Regions from separate parts of the Mus musculus genome. Here region 1 is linked to region 2. A link is a loop called in an ENCODE intact Hi-C map of the cell type or tissue named here. Cell type or tissue: left cerebral cortex. All regions are shown on one strand.

Region 1 (5,000 bases), 120 kb before region 2:
TTAATCTAATGGGCTCTGGATTCAAATGTTTACTTTTGAATTCTAAATATTTGCTTTTGCTGAAGCTAAGCTGAATTGCCTGAGCATCGCAGCCCATACTGAAGACCAGTCTGGTTGGAGATCGACACAAAACCTACTGTGGACCTTTAAGCAAATGTATTATGAATCACTCCCTTTTAGTGGATAATTTTACCATTATATAGAATAAACTTGAAATTTTGAATTAAACGAAATCTTTTTTTAAACTAAAATTTTAAAGTTATCTTACAACGTAATGGGTTTCATTAGGCACACAAATCAAGTGACGTGAATGAATAAAAAGGCTGGCTATCTTATCTGAAAGAAACTCTGGGGCCAGAAATTCTCCGTTTGGCCTATGGAATCCCAAGCATTTAATTTAACAGGGCCTGCTGCGTCAAAGACGACCAGGCGCCTTAAGTTAACTTGATTTCCTGATAAATAATAAATCCTTAAAACACTGGGGATCCTGTGGTTTTCTGCTGCTCTAATTGAATAGAAAATATCAATGACAACAGTAGTAACAAGAGACCAAAGCTTTACCTTAGAGTGCCCCGAATCCCTGCTGAATGTTGATTTTTCCAACATTTCTCCCTTTATTTGAGAGATATTTTTATTCCCCTGAGCTCAAGCACATTGGATGGGGCAGGCAGAAGAGGGTGTCTTATCCCCTAGAGTTAAGGGGTTGCAGGTGGTTGTGAGCTGCAGGACCAGAGTGCAGGCAACTGAACTGGCTCTGGAAAAACCGCCAGGCTGAGCCATCTCTCCAGCCCCGCCCCTTACTTTGCCCGCGTCCTTGCACCTGTCTAAGGGCCCTCCATTATTTCTCATTTGTTTAAATTTTCTTTATGCTCTATTCACAAACCTTTCCTTTACAAGATCCAAATGCATTTAAGATTCGATCCTCTGACCCTTCTCAAAATAATAAGCTACTTTATGTTCCTGCTAGAGTAGCTCACAGAGCACTGAACTGAGAGTACAAATGAATCCCCCACCCCCACCCCCACCCCCACCCCCACCCCCACCCCCACCCTCGGCAAGGTCCCGGTCTGCGAATCCCTCCTCGGCAGCCCCAGCTCTTGCTTCCACAGATAAGCAAACTGCATGAGCAGACAGCGTGTCGAAGATTCATTCATATCCAGGAAGTTCTCCTATTCAGTTCAAATCCCACCTCTCTTGGTTTCGAACCAGGTCACTCTGGCACAACCAGATCTTTGCAAGCTTATAGTGGTCAGTTATGAATATAGGAAAATAAGAATGAAAACTTATGTAGAAAATTGGGCTCTCGCTTGAGAGTTGATTGTACTAAGAACTCATAATTAAATGTTTTAAGACGTGACAACACTGTTTTAGTTACACTTAAAATAATAACATCATTCTTAGAGCTATTCAAAATGTTTGTGGGTTGATAGAATTTCAGGAATTAACTTTGTAACTATGAGTGAGGTGCATGGGAGAATACACCAGATAACTGTGCTGCAAGTGGCCAAACAACAGGTTCATGTGAGTATATCAAACTCTGGGAGGTTTTAGTGCTTTTAGCGGGTTTTTTTGTTTTTTGTTTTTAGTTTTTTTCCCCCCTCTAACAAAACAAGACTTACAATCTCAGCCCTCAGGAGGCTGAGGCAGAAAAATCCCAAGTCTGCAGTCAGCCTGAGTTGCATAGTGAATTCCAGGCAACCTTGGACAATTTAGTGAGACCCTGTTCCAAAAAGCAGAAAAAAAAATAAAATAAAATCAATTTAAATATTAGGAGTTATTTAATACCTGGTGGTGGAAGCAGAGGCGGAGGCGGAGGCGGAGGCGGAGGCGGAGGCAGAGGCAGGCAGATCTCTGTGAGTTCAAGGGCACTCTGATCTACAGAGCGAGTTGCAGGACAGCCAGGGCCACACAAAGAAATCCTGTCTTGAAAACAAACAAAAGTTATTTTATATGTACAAGCACCTGGAGCATGACCGTTAAAAGAGAAAGATTTGGCACTTGCTACATCATGGATCAACCTTGAAGATGTTACATTGGATGAAATAAGCAAGTTGCAAAAGGAATGAGAGCGACCCTGCTTACAGGAGAGAAACCTAAGTGTTTAATTCAGAGACAGAAAGGAGCATGGTTGCCAAAAACTGTGAGGAGAATTACCTCTGAATCGGCTCAGAGTTTGCGTAGGATGGGCACGGTTATGGAGACGGTGGTGAAGGTTATGCGGTGTTGAAAATGTTCTGGGTACCACTGAACTCTCCACTTAAGTGGAAGGAGATGTGAGAGAAAGATGCCGCTCAGTGGGAGGTGGCCCAGCAGCTACAAAGGCCCGTGTTCAATCCCTGCTAACAGGGAGAAGCAGTTAAAATGACTAGTTGTTGTGTTGCACATGACTTACCACAGTTTGTAAAAGACGTAGGGATTACAGAGATGGTTCCGTGGTTAAAAAATACAAATAAAATAAGCCTCAAAAAAAAAAAAAAAAAAGTTTAGAGGGAAAATTTTTCCTGGTTTCTCCAAACTGCACAAGTGTGTAGCTCTCTAAATGTACACATAGTGGCCTCTAGTGGCCACTTGAGTAAACTACAGATCCTTAGAAGGTTGATTCAGAGCAGCCATGTCCTTTATTTCTCCATTATCAGTGGTTACTAGATTTCCATAATCCACCGCCACGATTAATTTTTAATGACAATTTGTATAATTTTTCCAATATGTAATGCAACAACGATACCACCTACGACATAACAGAATAAAGTGCATTCTGTGCTTGCCAAAAAGTGAGGGTCAGAAACCTGTGTCGAAAGACTCTATGTAGAGGGCTGGAGAGGTGGCTTGGTGGTGAAGAGCACCGACTGATCTTCCAAAGGATCCACGTTCAATCTCCATCACCTGCATGGCGGCTCACAACTGTGTGTAACCCTAGTTCCAGCAGATTCCATGCCCCTCCTCTGACCTCTGAGGGCATCAGGCACACACACATGCTACACAGACATACATGCCGGCAAAACATCCTTTGCAGCCCCCACACCACTCCCACATTCCTGCATCTGGATATTGCTAAGGTCTTTTACTGGTCACAGGCCATTACTAAGCTCACGATTATACCTGATACCCTACTAGTGGCCATTTAAAAATAAGAACTAGCAAAAGAAAGTGCTACAACATGCTTCTTTAAATAGCTAGAACTGAACCTGGGACCTTCGCACACTAGCCCAGTGCTCTAGCATTAAGCTTTTAACCCCGACCATCTTGGCTTTTTATTTGGGGGGGGGGGGATTCATGAAGTTGCTCCTGCTGACTCTATCTAGCTCACTCTGTAACTCCTGAAATCCTCATGCCTCTGTCTCCTGAACAGCTGGGATTACAGGCTGAGTCATAAAGGTGAGCTTCTAGCTGACCTTATCCAGAAATAATGCACTCAACAAACTGGAGTAAGTGTTCCGGGGCTGAGCAGAGGACTTGGACTTTGTAGATGGGGTTGGGGAGAGCTGATTTGGAAAGAACAGGCTTATAACCCTGGCCTTGTGGCCCGGTGGCTTCGAACTGCTTCAGCCCTAAGAATAAAGTTAACTTCGTAAGTTTATACACATAACACACACAAATCCTTTGAAAGCTATCAGGAAAAATGAGCAAACTTTTGAAAGCCACAAAACAGCCCTTCAATCAGTCATTTTGACAGGTGGCTCTGTTAAGCTTGTCAGTGGATCTGAGTTTTAACATGTGTGAACTTAGCCGGGCATGGTGGCACACTTGGGAGGCAGAGGCAGGCAGATTTCTGAGTTCGAGACCAGCCTGGTCTACAAAGTGAGTTCCAGAACAACCAGAGCTGTATACAGAGAAACCCTGTCTGGAAAAACAAATAAACAAACAAACAAAACATGTGTGAACTTTCCAATAATGATTGCTGCTGTTCATTCCCAAGAGTCTCAATAGTCACTATGGGACTACTTGGTAAAGTTATAGGTGAAGCAGAGAGAGAGGCTCGAGTCGGAAATTACTCTAAAATCTGAATAATGCGTAAGAGTAATATTGATTTCAGAGGCAAAATCTAGACGAGGGTGAGTGGACAAAAATGTTTGATCACTTAAAAAGAAAGCAAAAGCAGTGATATAGATCCACAAATCTATATCATCTGCTGTCGACCCTGGCAGCCTGAGTTCAGACCCCTGTGCCCATAGTAGAAGGGAGAGGCAACTCCTGAATGTTGTTCTCCAAACTCCACACATGCACACAGCGCATGCATACACACAGCACATGCACACATGAGCACATGTCCACACACGAATTAATCACACACACACACACACACACACACACATTGCAATTCTTTTTAAAGGAAACAAAAGCCAGGCATGATGTTGTCAGCATATAATCTCAGCACTCAAGAAGTCAAGTCAGGACGATCATGAATTCCAGGCCAGCCTGTGCTACATAGTGAATTCCAGGCCAGCACCAGCTTCAGGGTGAGCTCCTAGATTCAAAACAGACAGATAAACCAAGAATAACACCAGCAAGGACAACCTCCGGGAAGCAGGCTGCCCCTGATAGGATTGATGGCTAGTGTAAAGTTCCAGGCAAACTCTTAATACTTTATTTAGTCTGAGCTCTCTCCCTCAGTACACAGCACCCAGACCAAGACCACCAGATGGAGCAGTTGGAGCATTTGTGTTGTAAGGCTTACTTTTATTTTTAAAATGTTTTCTTTTAAATATTGTTTGTGAGATCTTTCTCCATTTTTAAGTAAATGTTTAAACCTGGCCTTTATTTTATGTAAATCCCCTCCACTGTTTTTGAGAAAGAGGCTAATAATTCCCAGGCTATCCTTGAACTTTTTTGTTTTTTTGGTTTTTTTTCCATTGTTGTTGTTATTGTTGTGTTATTTTTGAGACAGTCTCACTATGTAGCCAAGGCTGGCCTGGAACCCACAGAGATCCTCCTGCCTCTTTCTTTTGAGTGCTGAGATTAAAAGTGTGCATATAGGCTACCACCACACTTGGCCTGTTTTG
Region 2 (5,000 bases):
CGGTCATCTGTGCGAGCATCCAGATACAGCAAAGCAGCCCGAGCTGTCCAATTGAAGTGCCCGTGCAATGTCACTACAAACTCACCCAGCTTGGGCGCAGAGGGGCCAGTGCGAACCAGGGTACGATAATGCTCATTCTTAGCTGCAAAGCCAGAGGCCACTGCCCCCGCAGTCAGGAGGGGAAGGCGCCAGTGTGAGGCAAAGCGAGCCACAGAGGCAGCGGGGTACACACAACCGGGGCCCAACAGAAGGTCGGGGTCATGGTACAGCTTGAGGTCCACAGCGCGCAGTGGTGCCAGGTACTCAGAGCAGGCGCCGTCTAGTTCGGAGCTGACAAACCGCAGGTCCACGGGCAGTGCCCGGCCCAGTGCCTCCACAGCCAGTGCCACAGCAGGACCCACCCGTGGCCAGGCCCAGGCATAGCTCAGGTTGTGTTCTGGCAGCACCACCGCCAGCGTCAGGTTCCGTGCCCCCGGAGGACGCACCCCACCTGCCAGGGCTGCCACCACCAGCAGCAGGGATGGCAGTGCCATGGGGATAGAGCAGCTGACCCACGGTCCCCCGAACCAGGGGCCGCTCTGGCCTACTGGGCAGGCACAAGCGCCACCCAGCCTGGAGCCTGGGGAAGAGGGCCAGGAAGAGAAGTGGGGGCAAGCTTAGTCGGCCCGGATACAGAAAGTGCTGGGGACCACGCAAGAAGAGGATGGGGGGAAACCTGGGTCGGGAAGGAGTGGGCTACCAGCCCACAGCCAGGTCCAGGGACTAAGGATAGGGTGGCAGAAGGAAGAAGAGACCAAGGGGGCCTGCGACCGGGATGAGGACAGTGAGAGGTGAAGTAGCCTGACAATTCCAAGCCGAGAAGGGAGGAATCTGAGCCTGGGATGGGGTAGGGACTTGGGGGAGGCTGGCACAAAGAAACGGCCCGGGGACACCTCACAGCTGATCGGGCCGGGAGAGCAAAGAGCTGCGAGAAGCCAGAGCCCCGGGCTGAGGTGGGAGGGCGCCCGCCGCGGAAGGACTGGGACATGGGCAGGCAGGGAGCGAAGCGAGGCCTGGGCCAGAGGGGAGGGAAAGGCAGGGGTGACTCTCCCAGTGACGGCTTCTCCCGAAGCTCCTGCCTGGACTAACGGGCCCGGGCGCTGGTCCCATCCGGAGCTGCGGCGGCCCCGCCCGTGTCCCCCGCTCCTCTCCGCTCCGCTTCTCCCGGGCCCGGCGGCCTGCGCTGCCCGCCGCTGCCTCCCGCCCCCCGCCTGGGCCCCCGCGCGCGCCGCTCGCTCGTCCAGGTCAGGTCGCCTCGGCCCGGCGCGTCTCCGCTCGCTGCGCCCGCGGCGGCGGCCGAGTGTGACTTCCCCGGCAGGCCGCCCGACCCCGCCCCTCCCCCTCCCCTCCCCGCCCGGCCCCACCCTCCGGCTGCTGCTGCCACCCCCACCCCTGCCTGGCGCCCAGGGACCTCCCAGTCCCCAAACCACCCGGTGAGCGCCCCAGGGGCTCAGCACCCCGGGCCTCTAGGCCAGCGAGGTTCATGGGCGTCCCCATACTGTAAGGGCCTTCCTCTGCTTCCCCCAAGCCCCTTGTGCACAGGACTGCTCCCATCTCACTCATGCCTGCCTTCTTCCCTTGACACCCCACTTTTCTTAGAGTCCATTCACTCAATCAGATTTCCGCAGATGCTCCAGTCTCCAGGAAACTGTCAGAAATCCCCAATCACTGGGTATCCATTTATTCCTGGGTAGGGAAAACTCTACCCATCTCCTCAACGCCAGAGTGCTTTTCCTCAGGCAGGAGGAAGTCAGACCCTCATGGCACCAAAGGACTCCATTCTTCTCGGATCTTTATGGAGTCCACGAGTCCTCCTCTTCCTGGGGACTCAACTCTCCACTCTGTTTCTGTCTCCACGGTCGTTCTGCTCTTATGCCTATTGGATCCATCAGCCATCTGTTCCCAGGGCCTTGTCCTTTTGTCTTCCTGAGCCACACTTGGTGGGAGCTTATGGACTGACTAAGCCTAACAGGCCTCAGCAATTAAAGTTCATTGTACCCCCACCTAGGGATCCACCTCACTCCTAAAATTCCAGGCTAGAAAGTTCATCCAGGTACCCCTTATCTGGAGTGCTGACCCCATCTGGAAGAACAGCTTGTGAGAGATGACATCATTGCAAAGGGAACAGCTATGGCACCTTGGGGAGTTCTCAAATTATCAAAAAGGACATGCACATAAACACATTCTCCTCCATGCCGACAGCCAGTTTCTCTCCCACTTGAAGCCACTTCTCCAGAAATCACAGTGCCAAGAAGCCAAAGGCTCCCCAGCAGAGACTGAGAGCTTGCAGGCTGAGGACAATCTTTCTCTGAGATGAAGGCGACCCCTAGTGGCTTGAGGAGAAATTAAGGACCGAGTCTTTTTATTCAGAGCCATGAGTTCTGGCTGCTGTAGGCTGGAACACGAAAGAAGCTAATTGTTTCAGCTCTTGCCTTAGAGGGGCACACAGCTAAAAACCCTGGTCCCTGGAGTGAACACAGAGGTCATAAGAAAGCCACATTGACAAGTGGCCCTGCTGGATGCTCTATCCAAATAGAAGCTTATGGGTACCCCTCCCCCCTTTAAAGAACACCGAGGGAAATGAATTCTTGCTCCAGGCTGTCAATCCTGTTGGTGAAAAGGAATTATGCTCTGTCTGGGCAATAAAAGGAAGAGCAGTCACAAAGGGGATGGACAATATGAAAAAGACACGACTCTCAGGCCTGTCATCTTGGGACTGGGAGACTGAGGTAGAACGACCGTGAATTTGAGTAGCCTGGGCTACATAGTGAGTTCAGAGACTGCCTGAGCTAAATAGCAAATGTCTCAAAAAAAATGGTTCCTCTCTTATTTATAAATATTTACTTATTTATGTATATTATATATTATTCTATTTATTTATATTTACTTATTTATGTATATTATTTTATTTATTTATTTATTCGTTTGTTTATAGTTACTTGTTTAGAAACAGGTACTGGGGGCATGGCTCATGCTGCTCTCCCACTCCCAGTGCTCCTCGCCTCAGTCTCCAGGATGCGGCAGGCACTCACCACATGCTGTTCTCCAGCTCCACACCAGTCAACCAAATCACTGTTCTCGCGAGAAGAGCAGAGCAGGGCAAAAATAACATAACATTGCCAACTCACAGAGCGCAGAGGTAGAATGGTTCCAGTCCACCTGCCCAGAAATAATCGAAATCGAAAGCAGCCGCCAAGAGACAGGTCACACAGTCGCGATCCCCACCCCCCAGCCCCCACCCCCGACCCTCTAATCCGAAATGGCTTTTCAGTGGTGGAACAGAAACTGGAAACCGGGTTCCCTGATTCCTAAGGTGAGGAGCCTCTTGGTAGAAATTCTGCTGATTCATGGACTCACAGTGTCTCGGCCACCAAGGCCCAGCCAAGTCTTTCAGGGACGCCTGTGGATTCCAGTGAGAGACAGGCACCACAGTTACCCGGGAAGCACAGGTGCAGCTGTGTCCATTATTCTCGGTGTTTAGAACTAGGCGTTATCTTAAGGATTAAACTTTCAAGCACCATCCAGTGTGCTTTCTTCCTTCCAATTAGCGGTGTGTCTAGACAGAAGAGGCCAGTCAGCAAAATTAAATGATATTTATTTATTTATTTATTTATTTATCGTGTACACATGTGGTTTGTTTTCCACAGGTATGTGCAATGTATGTATGTGTACAAAAAAAAAAAAAAAAAAACCAAAACCAAAACCAAAAAACAGTCCACACCCAGTGTTTTCCTCTACCATTCTTCACCTTATTATTTTTGAGATAGACTCTCTGACTAAATATGGTGCTCACCAATTCGGCCACACTAGCTGACAAGCAATCCAAAGTGATCCTGCTTCCACCTTCTCAGTGCGAGGATTAGAGGCACACACTGCACACTATAACCAGCTTTTGCCTGGGTTCTTGAATTGAAACTCGGGTACAGCAAGTTCTTATGAACTGAGCCGTCTCCCAGGCCCAGCTTAACAAGGTTTTTAATATCCGGTGAAAGGTTTTTTCTGTAATTTTGAAAGGAAGGTTAAACATATCATGACTGAGAGTCTCATGCTTTACTGCCTGAGCTAGCCTGGCATCGAAGGCATCTACAAGAGTGACCTTAGCCAAGACTCCTAGTAATAAGGGATATGGAACCTACATGGGCCATCTCTTGTATCCAGGCAAGACTTCCAGTGAAGGCATTGGGACTCCAACCCAGCCACAAAACCTTCTACCTGCAATTTGTCCTGTCTGCGAGGTGTGCTAGGGTAAAGGTGGCATATAACTTGTGTAAGTGGCCAACCAATGACTGGTCAAACTTGAGACCCATAACATGAGAGGGGTCCACCCCTGGCACTGCCTGGAGTGTCAGGAACCAGAAACTGGATAGCCCAGAGACCAGGGATAGAACCAAACAAGACCTACCAGTTTTAAAAAAGAAGTCAACAATACTCTGCTACAGTTGAAGACTGGAGCCTAGCATAATCATCACCAGAGAGGCTTCATCTAGATTCATCTGGAAGCAGATGCAAAGACCCACAGCAGACATTAGGCAGAGCTTGGGGAATTCCGTGGAAGAGGGAGGGGGAGGAAGGATTGTAGGAGCCAAGAGGGGTCAAAAACACCATAAGAAAATCCACAGAATCAACTAACCAGGGTTCGTAGAGGCTCACAGAGACTGAATCAGCAATCAGGGAGCCTGTATGGGTCTGCCCTGGGTCAAACACACACACACACACACACACACACACACACAAAATGGTTGTAGAGCTGTCTCTGACATTTTTGCCTGCTTTTGGGACCCTTTTCTTCCTATAAGATTGCCTCATCCAGCTGTGATATGGGGATTTGTGCCTAGGCTTATTGTAAACTGTTATGCTGTGTTTGGTTGTTATCTGAAGGGAAATAGGAGTGGGTCTGGGAAAGAGGGGAGGTTGGGAGGAAGGGAAGACTGCAGTCAGGATGGAATATGTGAGAGAAGAAT

The links. Peaks named below come from ENCODE experiments on the same cell type or tissue, not always from the same donor. Only the 100,000 strongest peaks of a DNase experiment are listed, where the experiment ranks them.
Region 1: a loop joins it to region 2, with 4 times the contacts of the local background. A loop is called at or near these places in 1 of 42 quality-filtered maps.

What each region holds. Positions count from the first base shown.
Region 1 is chr4:43,742,927-43,747,926 of GRCm38, reverse strand. No RefSeq gene overlaps it. Among named protein-coding and RNA genes, the nearest start is that of A630077J23Rik, 6.4 kb to the left of the region's middle. In left cerebral cortex, CTCF peaks have their summits at 2,559 (motif pointing left) and 4,619 (motif pointing right); a DNase peak (open chromatin) is centred at 2,568.
Region 2 is chr4:43,627,718-43,632,717 of GRCm38, reverse strand. Npr2 (natriuretic peptide receptor 2) reads right to left here and starts at 783. Exons shown (of 22, transcript NM_173788.4): 1 at 1-783. The coding sequence starts at 533. In left cerebral cortex, a CTCF peak has its summit at 2,360 (motif pointing left); DNase peaks (open chromatin) are centred at 1,060, 1,733, 2,349, 3,102 and 2 more places; H3K4me3 peaks cover 1,577 bases; H3K27ac peaks cover 1,801 bases.